Regions from separate parts of the Homo sapiens genome. Here regions 1 and 2 are each linked to region 3. A link is a contact called in ENCODE Hi-C or POLR2A ChIA-PET data. All regions are on one chromosome and are shown on one strand. Each heading gives the region's core, a stretch centred on a gene start or an enhancer-like site at or near the end of the contact. The rest is flanking DNA. Distances are from core to core; before and after follow the strand shown.

What was found. Hi-C counts contacts between places; a loop is a spot of excess contacts on that map. ChIA-PET counts read pairs that join two places held with the same protein, here RNA polymerase II (POLR2A). Pooled maps may share reads with other maps.
Region 1: a pooled map shows a loop between it and region 3 (10-fold over the local background). The contact joins the promoter of NUCKS1 here to the promoter of MAPKAPK2 in region 3. A Hi-C loop is called at or near these places in 2 of 37 single-sample maps with no recorded cell type and 9 of 50 pooled maps. POLR2A ChIA-PET finds 5 or more read pairs at or near these places in 1 of 52 experiments (Panc1).
Region 2: a map of gastrocnemius medialis shows a loop between it and region 3 (22-fold over the local background). The contact joins the enhancer-like site here to the promoter of MAPKAPK2 in region 3. A Hi-C loop is called at or near these places in 1 of 168 maps with a recorded cell type or tissue (gastrocnemius medialis), 1 of 37 single-sample maps with no recorded cell type and 3 of 50 pooled maps.

Annotation. Positions count from the first base shown.
Region 1 is chr1:205,748,735-205,751,434 of GRCh38, forward strand. It overlaps NUCKS1 (nuclear casein kinase and cyclin dependent kinase substrate 1), which reads right to left and starts at 1,448. Exons shown (of 7, transcript NM_022731.5): 1 at 1,223-1,448. The coding sequence starts at 1,239. RefSeq lists a silencer at 622-1,221 and an enhancer at 1,642-1,891.
Region 2 is chr1:207,344,838-207,347,537 of GRCh38, forward strand. All of the region lies in intron 9 of CD55 (CD55 molecule (Cromer blood group)), which reads left to right. Among named protein-coding and RNA genes, the nearest start is that of CD55, 25 kb to the left of the region's middle. RefSeq lists an enhancer at 1,509-2,009. Within about 2 kb of position 1,419, at least 4 of the 41 ENCODE cell types and tissues checked have a DNase peak (open chromatin) inside an H3K27ac peak, as active enhancers do; they include gastrocnemius medialis, where a contact is called at or near this core.
Region 3 is chr1:206,683,649-206,686,348 of GRCh38, forward strand. MAPKAPK2 (MAPK activated protein kinase 2) reads left to right here and starts at 1,257. Exons shown (of 10, transcript NM_032960.4): 1 at 1,257-1,860. The coding sequence starts at 1,582. LOC124904495 (a long non-coding RNA gene) reads right to left here and starts at 1,158. Exons shown (of 3, transcript XR_007066833.1): 1 at 93-1,158. RefSeq lists silencers at 1,233-1,412, 1,873-1,922, 1,933-2,022, 2,433-2,522.

The sequences.
Region 1 (2,700 bases), core at 198-2,697, 930 kb before region 3:
ACTCTAATTAAAGGTACTTCCGTTTCCCACACAACTTGGAATGAAGGGGAAGCAACGACTGTTAAAACATTTAAAAACTAAGCCTTTATCTATTTATTTAGAAAACACACTATGCAAAGAAGCCAATTCCTTACATTAAAAATATTTATTTGCAACAGCTCTCCTTTTTAAGGCCTCAACAGATTGGACTAAACCACACCCCTCCATAAATGGCACATTCCATACAATAGCCTGGAGAATGGCATAGGACGATTCCACCGACAGCTGGGGGAATAGCAAACTTGTTGAAATTCCGAGAATGAAGTCTGATGGTTACCCGAACCTAGCCCTTTTATTACTAAAGTCACTCGGGGACAAGAGGGTTACAAAAATATCCCGAGACGCGTACGCGGGTGAGAGTGGAACGAGAACCACACGGGATTTGGGCCGTGCTGTTAACCCGCACCTCCCTGAGTACGGACATTTCCCCGAGGAAGGACATTTCTAGTCGGAGAGAAAGAGCGAACTTTGGGGTTAACTCTCTCAAAACTCTGAGGTGGGGAGAGAGGCAGCAGCCCATTATTTTCCAGGATCCAGTCCCGAACTCTCACTTTTGCCCGGGGGGAAAAAAACGGGTCCCGCCCACGCTCGGCCCGATCCGGGAGGCGGGGCCTGCAGCGACCCCGAAGGACAGAGGCGGGGCCGGTTGGCAGTGCTGCCCCTCCCCCTTTGCCAGGAACACCCCCGTCCGCTACAGAGAGGGCTCAGGGCCCCCACCCCCGCGCCAGTCGCTGGGGGAAGGGGCAATACGGGTGCCTCCGCCCCTCCTCGCTGAAGGTGGGGAGTGGAGCTCGAGTCCGCCCGCCTCCCCGCGCTGGCTCCAAGGGGACGGCCCCGAGGAGGTGGGGCCTCTTGGGGGCGCTGACTTCACACCCCTCCCCCTCCGGCCGCTGGCGGCTCAGGGACACCCCGCCCGCTCTAGTGCGGTGGGTGGGGGAGGCAGCTGAGCAGACCGGAGCCCTGCAGCGGCGCGGGGCGGGGAGGGGCGCGCGCACGGGCGCGCAGCCACCACCCCCGCGCGCCAGCAGGGCCCCCCACGCTCAAGGGTGCGCGCGGGCCCCGAAAGGGAGGAGGCCGCGCGCGGCACCGGGGATGGCGGACTCTAGCCTTCTGTCCCCCACTCTTTTCACCACTCGCCCCCATCCCCCTCCAACCCGCTCCAGGCCTCAGACTCCGCACTGACCTGACAGGCCGCGACATGTTCGCTGTCGAAACAGGACCGAGTCGAGAAGCCAAAGACCAGGACCCCCCCCACCCCGCGCGCTCGGCGCCCCACCCCCCCCGAACTTCAGCCGATGGGACCGCTGCTGCCGAACCCCGAGCTGCTGGCTTCTCAAACTCCGCTGCTCTTTGGTTCAGGGCTCCTGGAACAGACGAGCCCCCCGCTCCCCCGTCTCTTCAAAATGGATGAATCAAACCAGCCGAAAATGCGCCAAAGCCGCCGTGCAACCAAACCCACTAGGGTTTGTGCGCTCCTCCCCAACACGCCTGCTCATTGGAGACTTCTGCCAGATGCGCCCAGATCATTAGTCCGTTTGAATCATCACGTCTTCCAGGCCCCGCCCTGCTCTCTGATAGGCTCCACCTTCACCGTGGGGGTCCTGTTAGTCAAGATGCTCTGAGAGCGCACGGCCGCAAAACAAAAATGGTCGCTGCTTAGCCCGCCCCCTGGTTTCCACTCCAGAGTTGCAGATTCGTCTGGGGTCGTATCTTAGAAAGACTAGAAAAAAAGATTTATGTAGGGTTCAGCGTTGCTCAGTGTTAGTTTAATGGTGTTTCATCTCGTCTGCCTTGATCACCTTGAAAATCCTCTAATAGCAAAACCCGTGGGAGAGGCAGCAGATTCGTCACTGCGGGGCTGCTACAGAATTGGAGGGAAATTCCTTAGGTTCAAAAAATTTGACCTTAAACCTACAAGCCCCTTACCCTGGCTTCGGCATTAACCCTCAGGGACCAAATGAGGCTGCTGGAGTAGAGAGGCAGGATCATAATCAAGGAATATCTTCACCCCCAATTACCATTCTCCATTCTGGACCTTGAGATCCACTTCAGGGTCATTAAAGTCCCAGTCTGGTGCATTACTATTTTAAGAAAAGAGTCAGGTGTACAATAACTAAGAGCATGAGCTCAGGGGCCACAAGGTATTTCAGGTGGAATCCCAGGTCCACTACTTAATGGTGGTATAACTTTCCTTCTCTGTGCCTCAGTTTTCTCATCTGTAAAATGGGAAACAAGGGTACCTAACTGCATAGGCTTATTAGTATTAAATGAGTTGATATATCTATCAAAAGTCTTTAGGATAGTCTCTGGCTCACAGTAAGTGCTACGTAAGTGTTAAATCCAAGTTTTAAAAGATGATTCCGTCCCTGGGTAGAGATGGGTGGAGCTGGCTCAAGACCCTATGAATTCTATTGATTTACCCTTGCACTTTGAAAAACAAAACAAAGACTCTTCGAAGTCATATAACTGAAAGTAACGCACATCATTTCACTTAAATCCGTGAGCATTTGTTGGATGCCTAATACTCTCAAAGGCAGAGCTCAGGATTCCTATGTGAATGGCTAAGGCTGAGTCTGCTATCGAAAATAGACGTCAATCCCTGTCACAGTCAAAGCGATCATTTTTGTTTGGTGGCTGTGCGCTCTCAGAGCATCTTGACTA
Region 2 (2,700 bases), core at 169-2,668, 660 kb after region 3:
GAGTAGTAGCTGGGATTACAGGTGTGTGTTACCACACCCATCTAATTTTTGTATTTTTAATAGAGACAGGGTTTCACCATGTTGGCCAGTCTGGTCTCGAACTCCTGACCTCAGGTGATCCACCTGCCTCGGCCTCCCAAAGTGCTGGGATTACAGGCATGAGCCACCGCACCGGGCCAGAGAAGACCTTTTTAAATTGTATCTACTTGGTGATCTCTGAGCCTCCTGTGTCAGGATGTCTACATTTCTTGTTAGACTTGAGAAATTTTCCTCTGTTGTTTTAGTAATAGATTTTCTAATCCTTTCACTTTCTCTTCACCTTCTGAGACTCCTAAAATTTGAATAGTTGGCCACTTTAGGGTGTCCCATATGTCATGTAAACTTTGCCCATTTTTTTATTCTTTTTTCCTTATTCTTATCTGACTGTGTTATCTCAAAAGACCTGTCTTCAAGTTCTGAGATTCTTTCTTCTGCTTGATCTAGCCTATTATTGATGCTTTCAAGTATATTATGTATTTAATATTTCATCAAGTATATTATGTATTTCATCAATAAATTATTTCCAGAAGTTGTTTGGTTCTTTTATATGTATCTTTTTTTGATAAACATCTCATTAATATCCTGAATTGTTTTTCTGATTTCTTTGTATTTTTTTAAAACAAATTTTAAAGTTTGTATCTCACCTCCCTGAGCTTTTTTAATATCACAACTTTGAATTCTTTTCCCAGAATTTTGTAAGTTTACTTTTGATTGGGATCTGTTGCTGGAGAATTATTGTGTTCCTTTGGTGGTATCATATTTTCTTGTTTTTTCACGTTTCCTGCATCCTGAAGTTGATATCTGTGCATCTGATGTGATATTTGCTGTTTCTAATTTTTCAAATTTGCTTTTGTAGGGGAGGACTTTTCCTGAAGATGTATTTATGGTGTCAGTTAGGTGGGGCACTTTGGCTTTAATTCTGGGTGCATGCAGTAGTGTAGTTTCTGTATGACTTTCAGCTGTAAATATCATCAGTGGTATCTGTCATTTCCTCAGTGCTTTAGGATGCGGTTACTAGTGGAGATTTGCTAGGGAATAGGATGCCATGTGGGCCAATGTTCGGACCCAAGTGTTGGCAGTGGTGGGCTGAGTTTGCCTGTCCTTGGGCCCAGGGTGATGTTGCTGGCACCAGTGTTAGCAAGCCCAATCAGGCCAGTTATTGGGTCTCCAGGTGGCTCACTTGGGTGCCAGAAATGGCGGGTGACCTGGTTCTCAGGCTACTTGGCAGCAAGTGGGGGCATGGGTGATGGCAGTAGTAGTGGTGGGACAACCCTGTGGGACACAAGCAGTCTGTGCCAGTGTTGGCTGTGGGTGCGGTGATTGGGTGGATCAGTTTCCAGGTCTGCAGGTGGCTTACCAGCTGTGATGTTAGTGGCAGGTTGAGTGGGCCTGACTTCAGACACCAGGAAGAGTGCTCAGCTGCTATTGGTGGTGGACTGGCTGAGCATCCGGGTACCTGATGGCAGGCTTGTGTACTGAGAGGGTGACGCTGGGCCAGATGGACTTGTCCTCAGGCCTCCCTGTGGTGCATGTGAGTGCTGGCTGTGGTAGGAAGAGGTAGAGTATTCCTAGGCTACTGGTGGAATGCTTAGGTGAGGACAGTGTGGCTGTGCTGTGGACCAGCTACTTGGGACAGCAGTGTTGTTTTCAGTTGGGAGCAGCCACAGAGAGGTGGCTGGGGCACATGCAGTTTGCTCATGCCTCAGCCCAAAGCAGCCAGCAGCAGCCATAGCCGCATGCACTGGAATTTGTCCTCAGGGAACCAGAAAATGCCTGGCTGCTCCTCTATTGGGGGTGTCAGGTCGCTGCCAGTGGCTCCTGCTTTGGCTTAGGCAACAGTGGCCACAGAGCAAGATGCAGTCTGGGAGGGGCTGGGCTCTCAAAATAGTCTTGTGCTGTGGCTGCTTAGGACTCAGTGGTTTATAGTACTCAGTGTGAACTTACTCTCTGGAGTAATGCCATCACACTGTCTCCAGGCAGCTTCCTATGTTAGATCTAGAGCCTACGAGAATCAAGGGACTCCTGTAGCTAGGATTGTGGGAGTCTTCAGAGGGAATGTGGACTGCTGGGGTTCTCTCACTTACTCTTTTCCTGCATTAGGGAGTCTCTCCAGGCTTCCAGGCAATCTCAGCCAAACAGGCTGCCTTGCTTCTGTCTCCTTCCTTGCTTTGGTGCATCCTGTCACTTGTTTGTTAAATTCTAGTGTTCTCTCTTTGATGATCTCTTCAAAATGTGATTATGTAATTCCTGCTTAGGTTTCTCTCCATGGAAGAGGAGAAGACCAGAGGCATCTAGTCAGACATCTTGAAGCCACTCCCCATGATACTGTCTTAGGAAAACAATCAACATGTAGCATTCATGGATACCAAAGGGAAAATGGGTAAACACATTTTTTTTTTTTTAGACGGAATCTCGCTCTGTCACCCAGGCTGGAGTGCAGTGGCGTGATCTCGGCTCACTGCAAGCTCTGCCTCCCGGGTTCACGCCATTCTCCTGCCTCAGCCTCCCAAGTAGCTGGGACTATAGGCGCCTGCCACCACACCCGGCTAATTTTTTGTATTTTTCAGTAGAGACGGTGTTTCACCGTGTTATCCAGGATGGTCTTGATCTCCTGGCCTCGAGATCTGCCTGCCTCGGCCTCCCAAAGTGCTGGGATTACAG
Region 3 (2,700 bases), core at 7-2,506:
CCCCTCACTCCTCCCCCTCATTCCTGCCTCCACAAGCATCTTCTGGGAAAGGTGAATGAGGGAAGAGACATTTGCACTTGTCCCTTACCTACCTAAGTTCTATCCCCAGTGGCCACTTCTGGGGGTGTTGTCTTCTCTCTGGAGTTTTGGGGGACCTATTAGGGGGCATGTGTGGCCATAGGTCAAGCCTCATTCTCTAACTGGCCTTACCAAGACTTAAGCTGAGGTTTTGTGTTCACCTGTCTGGGTTGCTTGCCATTTCTCAAATGTTCTGCCAGTCAGAGGTGGGAGGAGGTCGGCAGGAATGTACTTGGTCATCTCGAACCCCATCAGAATGTGTGTGGAGGCCTCCTGGCAGCTTCTATGCAGGGTCCAGCTAGATCCCTGGGCTTTTCCTGAGATACACGGGGCTAACCCACTTCTTACGGATTAATTTTTCCACATCGGAAATCAGAAGCCATTCCCCAGGGCCTCCCCTTCAGTTTCATTATCTCCTTTGACTCTGCCCACAACCTTTGAAAAGGTCTCGCTGTTCTTCCCACGGAGAGAGAGGTGCAAGGCTTGCTCAGCCTCACACAGCCAATCCGTGGCAAAGGATGGCGGGAATTCAGGTGGCCCCAATCTCAACCCATCCTCTTCCCACCCTGTATCCTTTTTAGTTTATTTACAGGAAAACATGTTCAAAGGTATAATTACTAAAGTGCTCCTGGTTACACAATAATACGTCTTTACTGAAAAACAATAAATTAATGAGAAAAGAGATGCAAAAAACCTCAGAGGAAAATGTTGAAGTTAGGGAAATATTTAATACGCCCGCCTTTGGCTCACACCTTTTCCTGGGATGAATGACCCCTGTGATTCCAGCTCCCCCCCACCCCCACGAGGTCTCATCTAGCTGGATACCTACAAGCCATCCCTGTCCTTGGAAATACACCCCTCTCCCAATTCGCTGCCGCTAAGAAGCCCAGACAATTGGAGAGGAGTGGATTTTCCATCTGAATTATGCAGCTCCTTTGACACGCCTCCCCTCTCCCTTTGCATAGCCTTGGTTAAGAACTAGCATTTCTTCGTCCCCTCTCCCTGTCCCCTCTCACTGTCCGCGAGGCAGCAGCCCCCAGCCTACTCCGCGATCCTCCCAGCTCCCGGCACCGCGCGTCCTCCCCTTTAAGGCCCGCCCCTCCCCCCACGCCACGCCTCCCCAGGCCCCGCCCCCCGCCCCTCCCCTTTAAGGACCGGCCCCGGACGCAGACGAGGCTGTGACGCGGCCGCCGGCCCGGGGCTGGGTACATTGTCGCGCGGCCGCTTCCCCCCGGCCGGGCCCCCGCCGCCCCGCGGTCCCCAGAGCGCCAGGCCCCCGGGGGGAGGGAGGGAGGGCGCCGGGCCGGTGGGAGCCAGCGGCGCGCGGTGGGACCCACGGAGCCCCGCGACCCGCCGAGCCTGGAGCCGGGCCGGGTCGGGGAAGCCGGCTCCAGCCCGGAGCGAACTTCGCAGCCCGTCGGGGGGCGGCGGGGAGGGGGCCCGGAGCCGGAGGAGGGGGCGGCCGCGGGCACCCCCGCCTGTGCCCCGGCGTCCCCGGGCACCATGCTGTCCAACTCCCAGGGCCAGAGCCCGCCGGTGCCGTTCCCCGCCCCGGCCCCGCCGCCGCAGCCCCCCACCCCTGCCCTGCCGCACCCCCCGGCGCAGCCGCCGCCGCCGCCCCCGCAGCAGTTCCCGCAGTTCCACGTCAAGTCCGGCCTGCAGATCAAGAAGAACGCCATCATCGATGACTACAAGGTCACCAGCCAGGTCCTGGGGCTGGGCATCAACGGCAAAGTTTTGCAGATCTTCAACAAGAGGACCCAGGAGAAATTCGCCCTCAAAGTAGGTCTGGGGCCCGGGGAGGGGAGGCGGGGCCGGTCCCGGGCCCTGGAGCTCCACGGCGTCGGGTGCCCGTCCCGGCCTGGGTCGCGGCGCGGGGCGGAGGGGTGGCCGCGGCGGGGCGGGGCGGGGCGGCCGGGCCGGCGGTGCCGAGTGCGGCGCGGGCGGCGGGTCCCAGCGCCCTCGCCTCCCTGACCGCTTCCGGCCGCTCCCGGGCGGGAGCCCTGGGACCCGCTCCTGGGGACTCAGGGGACCCTGCCATTTTGGGGTTTGAGCGGGATCCAGCCGAGTCAGAACGGTTGGCTTCGGGACTTCTGCTAATTTCACTCCATCTCAAGGAAGTGATTTTGGGGTTGGTGGTTCCCCGTCCTCTCCTCCCTCCTTTTTCTCTCTCTGCGGGCACAAAAGGCCCATTACTCATTGAGCCGGTTGGTCGGTTGGTTTGGAGAAGTCGGATCGCAGAGGTTTATTTAGCCTCGCTCCTTATTTGGGAGCCGGAATGTGTGATTTCACTTCCCCGAGCCTCGCGAGGGCAGCCGGGCCGCCTTGGGGCGCGCCGGGCAGGAGGTGTGCGGCGGGAGGGTCCTGGGTGTCCCCCGGCTGCGGGGGCGGGATTATTTGGATCCCGGAGCTGGCCCCCTCAGCTGGCCCCCTCCCACGCCCGCGCGGGGCGGCTCCGGGGAGAGGCCGGCGGTGTCCGCGGCCCGGCTGATCATTGTGAACAGAGTCTGTAACCCGCGGCCGGGCCCGTGCTGATTCCGCCTCCTAGAGAGGGCCACTTGCTGTCCTGGACTCGCGCCGTGATGGGCAGTCTGAGGAAACATTATCCTTGAGCCGGGGGAG